Regions from separate parts of the Homo sapiens genome. Here regions 1 and 3 are each linked to region 2. Evidence: chromatin contacts called from ENCODE Hi-C data. All regions are on one chromosome and are shown on one strand. The core of a region is the stretch at or near the end of the contact, and the rest is flanking DNA. Distances in the headings are between cores, read along the strand shown. Region 1 holds the start of IARS1 (isoleucyl-tRNA synthetase 1). Region 2 holds the start of TUT7 (terminal uridylyl transferase 7). Region 3 holds the start of FAM120A (family with sequence similarity 120 member A).

Region 1 (4,611 bases), core at 1-2,500, 5.9 Mb after region 2:
CTATTCAGGAAGAATCATGTACCAGCGACCGGGCTATGGCAGCTGCTGAGGAGAAGCAGCCTCCATGCATAAATCACAGGATTGCTATGGCCCATCGAATCCACTGGAGAGCTGTCCATGCACAACAGCATCCAGCAACCACAGGGCAGGGACAGAGCAGGTTAACCTTGCACAACAACCTTGTTGTGCAGAGGGATGCCATCCCCTTTGCTTCCCTCTTATTATAATCCAGGCCCTTGACTCTTCGCTGCTCCACAACTCCTTCAGGTCACCTTAACCTCAACTTCCCGTTCAGCAATTTCGAGACCACCCTCCCTGATATTAACTACATATTATTCACATTACTTCATATTATTTTGCCTCAATATATTTTAGAAACGCACACTAAAACCATGTTTTGTTTAAAATTTCATAATTCCTTCCAGAATTGCTTCCCTTTTAAACTACTGTATTAGTGGTTCCAATATTCTTCCCATTACTTAGGCATGACATTTTTGAGTCACCCCTGACACTACTCAGAAGATACACACAACCAATTAATCATCAAGTCATGTGGATCCTACCTATAAGCCTATTTCTGTTCCCCCTTTTCATTCTCCTCTAAATCCATTTCTGTTTCTCCTTTTATTCTCAGGTCTTCATAATCTATTAAGTCAAATGTAACCTGAAAGTGGGACCGTCTCAAACGTTTCCTCAATTTAGTTATATCCTATTAACATAGACTCCACAGGTATACTCATGCAAATGTACAAAATGTGTATACAATGACATTCACCGAATAATTGTTTCTCCAGGCAAATAACTGAAAACAATCTAAATATTCATGGTGACTGAAGTAAATTACGGTACATCAATAAAATAAGTATCTCGCAGCCATTGAAGGTAATAAATTAAGACATATAAAAATACGTATTGCCTATACATAAAGTCACAGCTATATCAATTTATACTATGTATATCATTTTAAAAAGATTTTACTCATTTCAAACACTACCTCATTCAAAAAGGCGACCATAAATTCCTGAGGCTGGAAACGAACGAACGGCAAGCCCCGAAGAAACACGCTCTTTTAAAAATTAAATCTTGTGCTACTGTTTCGGGGTTGTAACGCGTGCGTGACCCTCGTCTTTGAGGGCCGGATCCTGCAGGGAAGAGAGGGCGTACCTGAGGGGCCTCGCGTGCCTGGACAGCCCCGCGGGCCAGCAAGCCTAAAAGCAACTCATCCGGCGTCCACGCTGCAACCGGGCGCACGGAGGTGATGCAACGCGCTGAAAATGCGGGATCCAGTGAAGGAGACAGGCTCCGCACCGGCCAATCAGTGCGCGCTGCCTGACACCTGCCAACAAGCCAGGCGCCGATTGGTCGCGCCGGACATGATTGCGCCCACTGGCTCGGATGGTGCGACAGTGGTGCTTGCTGGTTTTGCGCCTCCACGTGGAAAACGAACCAGCGCTGAGGGCGGCGCTGTGCGTGCTGCTTGTATCCGTTGCAGTAGTGTAGACCGAGGTCTCACTCGGGTTGTGGGCACCTCCGGGTAGGTGACGGCCCACTGGGAAGGGGCGCCGAGGTCGGGGCTCATGTTCTTCATCTTGTTTGCTTTTGTCAGTATTTATCTGACTGGACACTTCGTACCTAAATTGATAACGACAAACAGCAACTTCCGGAGAGGTGGCTTTAATAATTATACTTTTGGGCCCTGAGCCGCCGACCCCAAAGCCGCTTCTCCTATCATAAATGGCTACGTGAAACGATAATAACAAAAGGGAAGGAAGGGTCTGACAACCAGATTTAAAAGTTTTATTGTATTTTACTTAAAATGTTTCCGGTAATGAAAACATTGCACAAACGATTTTTTTTTCTTTTTTTGAGAAGCGGTCTCATTCTGTCGCCCAGGCTGGAGTGCAGTGGCACGGTCATGGCTCACTGCAGCCTCAACCTCCCCGGATCAGATGATCCTCGCACCTCATCCCTGGCCAAGTAGCTGGGACTACAGGCTAGCGCCACCACGCCCGGCTAATTTTTGTATTTTCTGTAGCAACGGGGTCTTGCTATGTTGCCTAGGCTGCTGTCAAACTCGTGGGCTCAAGCGATCTGCTTGCCTTAGCCTCCTTAACTGTTGGGATTACAGGCATGAGCCACTGCACCCGGCCTGCATACTTATTATCATTGCTATGAGTCGGCTTGGTACCTTACTGATCTGCTGGTTAAAATCTGGAGCCTTGCAAAGGGCAGTAGGCCTCGGGCTTTGGCCCCAGAGCCTCTAAAGGAAATTCTGGATCTTGCCAAATTGGGAGTAGTTCCGTAGCTGCCTATTGTATCCGTTAGAGGGATATAAAAAATTTATCTGGCCTAGAATAGGTAGAATGCAGTTTCTTATTAAGTTTAGGAACATTTTGATAGTCTGTTCAGCATATATTTAACTTTACTTACCGTCTTGGCCCTGTGTGAAGGATTAAAGTGGTTTCATGTCCTCCATCATGGGTAACTCAGTGTTCTGACTATACTCACATAACGTACATAATTTAATAGCTGCAAATCTTGTTAATTAACTGAAAGTATTTGGAATGTGTTTGAAGTTTTCACATTCCTCACGTTGCCACCTTGTTCAGTTCATTTTTGTCACCTATCCAGAGAGCCCAGATAGAGCCAGACAGAGGGCTCCTGGACAAAGGTGAGGTAGGCCAAGTCTAATTATTTAAAAATTTGATTGAGAAACATTTATATTAATAGTACTGTTGTGTTGGAAATAATGCTCAAAATCCTAAGGAAATTGAACATTCAAACAAAGGATTTTCAGCAAAGCAATTTTACTTCTGCGCAGAGGGGTGCTTCTCCTTGGCCAGTCACCATGAGAGCACACCAGAACAAAGGGGCACGAGAACCTTTATCCCTGACACAAACCCTGCCCCTGTACCCTTTCTCCATTGGCCGGAGTTGGGCCTCACAATCTAAAATAACCACAGTTGGCTAAACATTTTAACTTTCTTTAGATAAGGTGGGCACGTAAGAGAGAGGGGAAAGGGGGAAGGGCTGTCTGTAATGAGCTAGAGAGCTAGTCTTCTCTTCGGATAAGGAATACGAGCTGGTACTGATAACGCCTGGTACTGTGGCCTGTCTAGGCATGTAACAAAGGCAGAAAGGAAAGAGGAGAAAAAGGGAAGAGGGGGGCACTGTGAATTAAAGAATAAAGGATTGATCAGGCTATTTGAAGAGAAACCTCATCATGTCCCACAGTTGGAAGGTATGGGAAGACTAAGTCTAGAAAAAGTTAAGCAAATGAAAAAATTCCAGCAAAAAAGTTAACTGTAGTCAAAATATATTACTTGGACTGAAGAGGTGAATAATTTTTTCACCTTTTCAGAATATGTAGTGTCTGGAAGTGAAAAACCAAGAAATCAGAGCATAAGCATGTTAGGTAGAAACATGGAGGTAAATACTAGAGAAATTAAATTGCTGAAGGTGGTTTCATCTGGGGAGCAGGAACTGGGGGGTGGGCAAGGCTACTTGATGTTACTTATTTGTCTGCTTGTGAAACATGTGCCGGATTTAAATTACGGCCACACATTCTGACACTCCTCCCACTAAGAAGTGAGGATCTGTGTCCCCTCCCTTTCAGTCTGGTTGGGCTGTGTGTCAGTTTAAACCTGTAGAATACAGTGAAGTGACTGAGCCGGTTTCTGGGCCAGGCCTTAAGAGACAGGCAGCATCTGCTTCCTGCCTCTGAGAACACTTGCTCCTAGAGCTTTTTTGCTATGCTGTAAGGAAGCCCATGAACAGGCACTGAGTGGGCCATCTTAGAAACAGATCCCGTAGCCCTAGCTGAACCACCCCAGTGAAAGCACACAGCACAGATCAGCAGTCCCTAGTGAGTGTTGACCAAATTGCAGTATTTGTGCATAAAATAAATGATTGTTACTGAGATGATTTGCTATGCAGCAATAGAAAATAAGGTACAAATGTGATCTACATCAAGAGAAGGTAGAAAGTGTGAATTATTTATCCTGCTGCTTAGTTGTCCACACTCTCCTTGAAGTCTGAAGTTTTGGAAACCTAGGAATCCAGAATTACTCTTCAAGTTATTTAGTTCCTTGGACCCTTACTAAAAAAACATAGAGCATAAGCCCTAGGGTCATAATGGTTAACACACCAGATGAAATCCCAACAGTTAAGAGTTTATATTCAGCATAGGTAAATCAATAAATACTAATTTTAGGTACACACATCATGGCTTAATGATAGTCCCTTGGAACTATATAATACTATTTCTTTTTTTTTTTTTTTTTAAGATGGAGTCTCACTCTGTTACCCAGGCTGGAGTGCAGCAACATGATCTCAGCACTGCAACCTCTGCCTCCTGGGTTCAAGTGATTCTCCTGTATCAGCCTCCCTAGCAGCTGGGATTACAGGTGTGAGCCACCACACCCAGCTAATTTTTGCATTTTTAGTAGAGATGGGGTTTCACCATGTTGGCCAGGCTGGTCTTGAAATCCTGACCTCCTCATGATCCGCCCGCCTTGGCCTCCCAAAGTACTGAGATTACAGGTGTGCGCCATCACGCCCGGCCTATGTAATACTATTTCATACAGAGCCCATTTTGATAGGAGACGTATG
Region 2 (4,053 bases), core at 375-2,874:
ATCTTCATTTTCTTGAAAGGAGTCTTTTCTTTGTCGGTTTATAACAGGAATTCTAGGTCCAGGTTTGAATTCTCTCCAGTTGTCTGAATTACCAGTATGTTCATCAGACAGCCATCTCTTACTCTGATCTTTGTGGCTGTCATTCATCCAAGCGGGTTGACTGTAGATTGGGTTTTTAAATGCATATGGATTGCTGGAAACAGCACATGGTCCTTTTCTGGGGGTATTCCCATAGTTCCCTGGTGTTATCTTCTTTTTTTGAAGGCCCTTTTCCATTTTACTGCCATGGCCTTTAGCATGGTCATCTATTATTAAATAATCTTGTTGGGGGTGACCCCTTCTGAAGTCATCATCATCCATAGTCCCCCGGTCTTTAGTGCGCTTCACGAAATAAGGTTTTGCTGTATCTCCCATGGTCTTTGACTTCAATTTTCTTACTTTGCACCTGAAAGAAGGTATTTTGGGGAAATATCAAACTATATAACAAGATATCATACAAGTATACAAAATAACAATTTATCGTACAGATGCCCCAAAGCCTGTAAGAAAGAAACTCCCTATTTTTTTAAAATAAAAATTCTATCACATTCTTAATAATCAGTGCTTTACCCTAGAGGTTGGGAGGCTTGGTCCTCTAATATTCTTCATGAAAATTAATACTTACTATTTAGCATGAAGATTAAATGTGTGAATAAGAGAAGCTCTATAGGTTCCAGAACTGTAGCATAGTAGAATATTACTCATATCAAGTATGGTCGGCTTTTCCCTCTGTAACAAGGCGTTTCTCTTCAAAGAAAACCTCATCCCAAGCCAATATTATTACTAAACTACCGAAACAGTCTTTTGTTTTTTAAGTTGGCAATTACTTGTAAGTGTTATACACCGAAACTTTACGTGAAAGGAGTACTACATTTCTCAACTCCAATTTTCCGTCCCTTCACCACCCCTATTCTGGACAGACCGGCTTTGAGCGCTTAGGTTACGGAGGGGCTGGGCTTCCGACCAAGGTGCAGCTGTAATTAAAGAGGCTGGGTTTCCGATCAAGGGACAACTCCATCTAACCTCCTCAATCCCCGTTCTCCAACCCCAAACAAGTTTGGTTTTGTCAGGAACAGCAATTCCCTGAGGAATGACACTCCTCTTCAATCCCCATCTGACCGCTCCACCACCGATCTGCCTTAGTTTCCACCCTTTTGAGCCCGACGTGGAGAAAGAGGAGGCGTCCCTGCACTCCTGGCCAAGAAGCCACCGTGGGGACCAGGAAGCAGGAAGTGACCTGCTGTCTCCATGGGGTTCCAGGGTTCCCCCGGCCGGCCAGGGGGCCAGAGCCGAATGTCTTGACCCAAATCCCGTCTTCTGCGCCCGCAGTCTGACAAAAAGTGAAAACACGGACTCGAACCCGAGGGCTCAGCCTCTGCCGGCCTGGGGGTTCCTCGGTCACCCAAACTGGTGCGAGGAGGCCGGCGGGGGATGGAACCAACGTACCTCCGGGGCCAGGCCGGACAGCTACTCTGGAGTCCAGGAAACCAACTGGAGAATCAGCCCGGAGGCGAGTCTGGCAGGGACGTTGGGAGAAGGCGCCCAAGAGCACTCACCACCTTCGCCGCGGTCCCCAGCCTCTTCCTGTCCCGGCCGGGCTCCCTCTCCGTGTTTTCCTTCGGCCCCACTTCCGGCGCTCAGCGCTGTCTCATTGTGCGCGATTGGGAGCCGACTGTGCCCCCGCCCTAGCGCTCCGCCGCGCACACCGGAAACGAGCGACGCGCCCCGCCCCGCGGTGCCCCGCCCACGCTCCGACCCCGCCTCCCGCGCCTTTGCCAGCCTGGCCTCTCCTGTCCGGCGCCCCAGCGCACTCGCTCCAGGTGTCGGGCGCCGGGTCTGGCCACCGGGCGCAACCGTCGGAGCGGGCTAATTACTGGCTCGCCGGATAGCCGGTTCGCCGGCGCTTGGGGGCCAGGCCCGAACTTCTTACCAGAGCGGCGCCCGCCCCTTTTCTCTCCCGGCTTCGACGCTCCTCTGGTTCCCCTCTCTGCTCGGGAGGCTAAGTGCTCGGGAGAGGCGCGGGAGCCAAGACTTATGCACCCGGAGAGGGACGCGGAGCCAGCGGTCGGGCAAAGCCGCATTCCCCGCGCTTGGGGCCTCGGCTTTGCCCCTGGGTGCTCCCCGGTTACTTCCAGGGGGAGTAAAGGCTCCGAGGCCTCGTAGCGCTCTTGGTGTTTTTCTGATAATTCGTAGTGATTAATGTTTTCGTGAATTCTTAATTGCCGACCTTGTAGAAATGCCAGCATTTAAACATCCACTGCTCACCCAGATCTCAAAGTGGTCAAGGAAAATGCTCTGCTTTTTTCTTAGGTTGTGTAAGGATTACTTTTACTTGGAAAAAAAAAAAATCAGTTCATTTCGAAGAATATGTGTAATGGCAAGGGATGACCAGAGAGCGTTACATTCGAATTTTTGAGTTGAAGAGTGCACACCTCGAACTCGGGGTTGCTTTTTCTTTCTTTACTGTATGACCTTCCTTGCTGTTTACAGTGTTCTAAATGCTTTGAAAAACATCAAGCAACTAGTGAAATTAGGGAGCGTTGGGAAAATCGACAGTTTTCATTTCTCTGCTTTTTTAAAGCATGTAAATTGAAAGCTGTCAGGTCCTGTGGAGCAATGGTCTTAAAATAATAACACACAAAGTTCTGGCTATGCCAATAACTGTTTTGAAGGCTTTACAAATATTAACTCCTTTGTTTTATATTTTTGTAGAGACAGGGGTCTCCTATGTTGCCCAGGCTGCTCTCCAATTCCTGACCTCAAGCCATCCGCCCAACTTGGCCTCCCAAAGTGTTGGGATTACAGGGGTGGTCCACCATACCCAGCCTTAACTTCTTTAATCCTCACAGCTTCATGAAGACTATATCATTATCCCACTTTTAAAGATGAGGACATTTAGCACTTGCAGTGAAGTAAATGGCACTGCTGCAATCCAGACCCTGAATATGAGGCTGTTATTAACCATGTGGCTATACTAAAAGTGATATAAAACACATTCCTACAACTTTTATATAATTCCTTACTTAGATATTTTGATTGTGAAAATACGTGAGGATCAAACTGATAGTCTCTTCAACAGGCAGACAGTGGCCTTGAAAATATAGTCCAAAAGGGAGTGTGGAGATGCATGATTACATTAATTCTGAGACAGCAGCGTCACCACGCCCCACCCAAACCAGTAATTCCTGTGCAAAAGAACTGGTTTAGAAATCTGCCTCCACCTAGAGTTCTAGAGTAGCAGCAGAGGATACATACTTTTAAGGATTTTTTTTTTTTTTTTGAGATGGAGTGCCACTCTGTTGCCCAGGCTGGAGTGCAGTGGCATGATCTCCGCTGGCTGCAACCTTTGCCTCCACCTAGAGTTCTAGAGCAGCAGCAGAGGATACATCTTTCTAAGGATTTAATTTTTTTTTTTTGAGACAGAGTCTTACTGTGTTGCCCAGGCTGGAGTGTAGTGGTGCGATCTTGGCTTACTGCATCCTCTGCCTCCCAGGTTCAAGTGATTCTCCTGCCCCAGCCTCCCAAGTAGCTGGGATTGCAGACAGGCACCACTATGCCTGGTTAAGTTTTGTATTTTTAGTAGAGACGGGGTTTCACCATGTTGGCCAGGCTGGTCTGGAACTCCTGACCTCAAGTGATCCACCGGCCTTGGCCTCCCAAAGTGCTAGGATTACAGGCGTAAGCCACCAGGCCTGGCCCGATTTAAAATACTTTTGCCAGGCACTTTGGCTCCTGCTTGTAGTCCCAGCAACCCTGGAGACTGAGGTAGGAGGATACCTTAAGCCCAGGAGTTGGAGGCTGCAGTGAGCTATGATGGTGCCACCACACTCCAGCCTAGGCAACAGGGCAATACCCTGTCTCTCTCAAAAATAAATTTAAAAAATAAAACGTTTTGAATTTGCGTTTTCTTCAACGTCTTTCCCAAAGCCCAACTTCTTTTATTCTAATGGTTGCTTTTAAGATTCATTTTGAGGACAAATCAGGCTCTCTCAAATAAGATGCAGTACTAATCAA
Region 3 (4,171 bases), core at 1,339-3,838, 7.1 Mb after region 2:
AGGGCAACTAAGAATTGAGTTTTATGTGTTATGATACAATAATGAATTTTAAACTTTCCAAAAGTACAATAACTGGTCTATGTTCTCGAGTATAAGTCTAGACAAATACAGTTTCTGGAAATAACTACAAAAGCCAACATTTATTGAGCATTTGTTGTGTGGCAGGCACACAGGTTATCTGATTTAATCCTTATAACAACCTGGGAGGTTAAGTACTATTAATATGTTGATTTTACAGATGATAAAATCCAAGGTTCAATAAGGTAAATATTTTTGCAAGGGCACAGACTTATCATAAGATGGATATTGGGGGCCTGACTCCAGAACCTTAGACCTCTACAATATAATAAGGTGAAAATAAATTTATTTCCAGAATTCCAGATACTGGCACTGGCATTTTTTTTTTTTTTTTTTTTTGAGATGGAGCCTCGCTCTGTTGCCAGTCTGGAGTGCAGTGGCGTGATCACTGCAACCTCCACCTCCCAGGTTCAAGCAATTCTCCTGCCTCAGCCTCCCGAGTAGCTGGGACTACAGGTGCGCACCACCACGCTCGGCTAATTTTTGTGTTTTTAGTAGAGATGGGGTTTTACCATGTTGGCTAGGATGGTCTCCATCTCTTGACCTCGTGATCTGCCCGCCTCGGCCTCCCAACGTGCTGGGATTACAGGCGTGAGCCACCACGCCCGGCCGCACTAATGCATTTTTAAAAATTAAAAGCAAGAGTGTTTAAAGAAAAGGTAAATACACGGAATGCAATGCTACAAATGAAAATACGAGTGATTAAAAACTACTACTCCTCACCTTGTGAACCTGCCTTGGGTTATAAAAGCAAATTTGGATATTTCTGGATTTTGCTCGTTATTTAATGGCTAACTGTATTATTTCTTTTATTTATTTATTTATTTTTGAGACGGAATCTCGCTTTTTGCCCAGGCTAGAGAGTGCAGTGGTGCCATCTCCGCTGACTGCAACCTCCGCCTCCCGGGTTCAACCAATTCTCCTGCCTCAGCCTCCCAAGTAGCTGGGATTACAGGCGCACACACCACCAGGCCCGCCTAATTTTTGCATTTTTAGTAGAGACGGGGTTTCACCATGTTGGCCAGGCTGGTCTCGAACTCCTGATCTCAAATGATTCACCCGCCTCGGCCTCCCAAAATGCTGGGATTACAGGCGTGAGCCACCGCACCTGGCCTGTATTATTTTTAGATAACATGTCATCCTGGCTTTGTGACTAATTTTATGCATAGGTGAGTGGCATAACTTGTCAGCCTGCTTTTAAATGTAACTTCCTAAAATACCAGCAGCATTTAATTTATGTACGTATGATACTGGCTTGCATTTGAGGTGGGTATCAGAAAAGAAAGCAGAAAAATCCAACTTGCCTTTTTCACCGGGAGTATGGGGGCTTCTTTGGCCAAACCGTGCGCGTGCAGGCTCCATGTGCTGGGCAGCAGCTGTCCGGCCACAGCCTGTCGGTTGCATCCTGCTCCTCTACAGAGGTTTCTCCAAAAAAAGAACAAATGGAGAGATGAAGGTAAGTAAAAGCGGCACTTTAAAACTTTTAGAGTGCTGGGTTTCTAAATTTATATTCTGAAAGACATTAATCTCTTTTTGAAAATGTTTTATGCAAGCCTAATATACATACAGTATCAACCTCATTTTAGAAGCAGTTACGACAGAGCTTTGGAACAGAATTTACGTAAACGACCTCCTTCCAGAAGATGCTACTAAAGCAACAAGATTCAAATCCCTCTCCCTCAGAAGAGCTGGGAGATCCACTGCAAAGGCGCACGTTTCAGTCTAGCCATTGCGCAGTGGTAACGCAGGCTTTCCCACGCTGCAACAGACCTGTGCTCTCAAGACAGTCTCTTCCGTGACGAGCAGGCGCTTAGGGCTACCTGTACCTTCAGACATTATGGTGTGTTTGGCCATGTCATTTGTCATAGGTGTAAAAACCACAACCGAGAGCCCGAAGCTGCTGGGATGAGCACCTGCCGCGGAACTGCATTCTCGCGCTCCTTCCTGCTCTTTCCAAGAAGCCAGGCGCGGCCGGCCAGCATCCCGCTCTCCCGGACCCCGCAGTCAGTGTGGGCAGCAGGCCCAGAGTGGTGCGAGCCGACGGCGGCGTTAGAAAGGCGGCGTCCCGACGAACAGAGTGACTCGGCCTCGGCTCCCCTTCAAAGCGCCATCTTATCGCTGCTTCCCTCAGGAGCAGGCGAGCTCTTCCCCAGGACCTGCTTCGCGGCTTCCCTTCGCCCGAGAACCACCGGGCGGAGGCGGCGGCCTCTCTGGCCCTGCCGGGAACAGGGCGCAGGGGAGGGGAGCGGCGGCCGACCGGCCTGAGGCGGGCGAACGGCCTCTGGCCTCCAGGCGCTGCCTGCTCCGGCTCAGAAGCCTCCCGGATCCCGTCCCGGCCCAACTCCGGGCCTCCGCCTCCGCCGCCGCCTCCGGGAGCCCCGAGCCGCGTCCCGCCGGCGCCGCCTCTTCCGCCTGCTAGCCGGCGGGCCTGGGCGGCGTCCGCGCCGGGCGGGTCCGCTACGTCAGCGCCGCCCGCCCGCCCCGCCCCGGCCCTCAGCCTCGGCCTCGGCCTCGGCCTCGCAGCGGCGGCAGCGGCGGCGGCGGCAGGTCCCTCCCCAGACATGGCCCTGGGAGGCGGCAGCACATGGCGGCCGCGGCGGCCATGAGCGCGCCCCCGACCCGCCCCAGTCCCCCCTAGAGGCCGCCGCCCCCGCCCGCCAGCCCGCCCGCGCGCCACGGCCCCACCACCCCCGGCCCCGCCGCCCCCCGCCCGCACCCGCGCCCGCGCCCCCGCCGCCGCCATGGGCGTGCAGGGCTTCCAGGACTACATCGAGAAGCACTGCCCGAGCGCCGTGGTGCCGGTGGAGCTGCAGAAGCTGGCCCGGGGCAGCCTGGTGGGCGGCGGGCGGCAGCGGCCCCCGCAGACCCCGCTGCGCCTGCTGGTGGACGCCGACAACTGCCTGCACCGCCTCTACGGCGGCTTCTACACCGACTGGGTCAGCGGCGGCCAGTGGAACCACATGCTTGGCTACCTGGCGGCGCTGGCCAAGGCCTGCTTCGGCGGCAACATCGAGCTCTTCGTCTTCTTCAACGGCGCGCTCGAGAAGGCCCGGCTGCACGAGTGGGTCAAGCGGCAGGGCAACGAGCGCCAGACGGCACAGCAGATCGTCAGCCATGTCCAGAACAAGGGCACCCCGCCGCCAAAGGTCTGGTTCCTGCCGCCCGTCTGCATGGCCCACTGCATCCGCCTGGCGCTCATCCGCTTCCACGTCAAGGTGAGGCCGGGGATCCGGGCGGGCCGGGGACCGGGGCCGCGCCGCACCCCTATCCCCCTTCCCAGGGCGCAGAATGTCGCCCGGCCGTGGCGGCGCTGGGGGCAGCGAGTTCCCCCAGCCCTTGCCCGGGATAGCCTGGCCGGGCCGGGCTGCAAGATGGATGGCCGCGGGTGCAGGCCGCGCGCTGCCCAAGCCCGTCTCCAGCTGTCCCTGTTCGGGGTCCGCGGCCGCGTGGGGACACTTGAGGGCTGGGAGAGAGCCCCGGACCAGAATTCGGAGGCGACAGTGTCATCATCCCCAATATCCTTAGTTTTTCCCATCCTATTTGAGGCGGGCAGGCTATCACTCACCTTCAACTTTGACAAAATACTCCCTTTTCTAATTTAGCCTGTTCTTTCCCAGCAACAGGTTCATCTTGGAAGCAGGCAGGATACAGAGTAATAGAGGGGGTTTCGCCAGAGCCCTTGGGGGCTGCAAATATCAGTGCTGCTGCCGCCGCCCTTGCCAATGTTGTTAGCCCGGTGACAGCGAGACGTGTCTAAGGGCCAGTGCCCTGGCCTCTACTTCAGAACGCAGTGCCCTGTCCGTGTTCCTCTTAGTACAGGGTGTTTAGAGAATCTTTCTATGGCTTTTTGTGTTAGATTTCAAAGACCCGTGCACTTTGACAGGATGGGATTTTGTCAGTTCTGTGACTTCACGTCCGTGTGAAAGAGGTCTTTAAGGCAGTTCGGTTTTGTAGATCCCATGCGAAAGGAGTCGCTCAAAATCAGGGGGCGAACTACGCGGGCGTGAACTCGCAGGATTTATTTTTCGGGTGCACAGTAAGTATTCAGTGACCTTCAGCGGTGCCCTGACGGGTGGGTAATCAGAGCTCTATA

Evidence for each region. Hi-C counts contacts between places; a loop is a spot of excess contacts on that map. Pooled maps may share reads with other maps.
Region 1: a map of endothelial cell of umbilical vein shows a loop between it and region 2 (20-fold over the local background). The contact joins the promoter of IARS1 here to the promoter of TUT7 in region 2. A Hi-C loop is called at or near these places in 2 of 168 maps with a recorded cell type or tissue (endothelial cell of umbilical vein and naive thymus-derived CD4-positive, alpha-beta T cell), 1 of 37 single-sample maps with no recorded cell type and 4 of 50 pooled maps.
Region 3: a loop to region 2 is called in a map of B cell, with 17 times the contacts of the local background. The contact joins the promoter of FAM120A here to the promoter of TUT7 in region 2. A Hi-C loop is called at or near these places in 2 of 168 maps with a recorded cell type or tissue (B cell and naive thymus-derived CD4-positive, alpha-beta T cell), 1 of 37 single-sample maps with no recorded cell type and 10 of 50 pooled maps.

The regions. Positions count from the first base shown.
Region 1 is chr9:92,292,447-92,297,057 of GRCh38, forward strand. IARS1 (isoleucyl-tRNA synthetase 1) reads right to left here and starts at 1,251. Exons shown (of 34, transcript NM_002161.6): 1 at 1,165-1,251. It overlaps MIR3651 (microRNA 3651), which reads right to left and starts at 101; the gene lies at 12-101. It overlaps SNORA84 (small nucleolar RNA, H/ACA box 84), which reads right to left and starts at 147; the gene lies at 15-147. RefSeq lists an enhancer at 1,633-1,682.
Region 2 is chr9:86,352,786-86,356,838 of GRCh38, forward strand. It overlaps TUT7 (terminal uridylyl transferase 7), which reads right to left and starts at 1,625. Exons shown (of 27, transcript NM_024617.4): 1 at 1,486-1,625; 2 at 1-445. The coding sequence starts at 414. RefSeq lists an enhancer at 1,474-1,683 and a silencer at 1,704-1,883.
Region 3 is chr9:93,449,097-93,453,267 of GRCh38, forward strand. It overlaps FAM120A (family with sequence similarity 120 member A), which reads left to right and starts at 2,589. Exons shown (of 18, transcript NM_014612.5): 1 at 2,589-3,293. The coding sequence starts at 2,820. FAM120AOS (family with sequence similarity 120 member A opposite strand) reads right to left here. Exons shown (of 3, transcript NM_198841.4): 1 at 3,051-4,171; 2 at 1,383-1,503. The coding sequence starts at 3,613. RefSeq lists an enhancer at 2,069-2,618 and silencers at 2,199-2,728, 2,869-2,998, 3,299-3,478.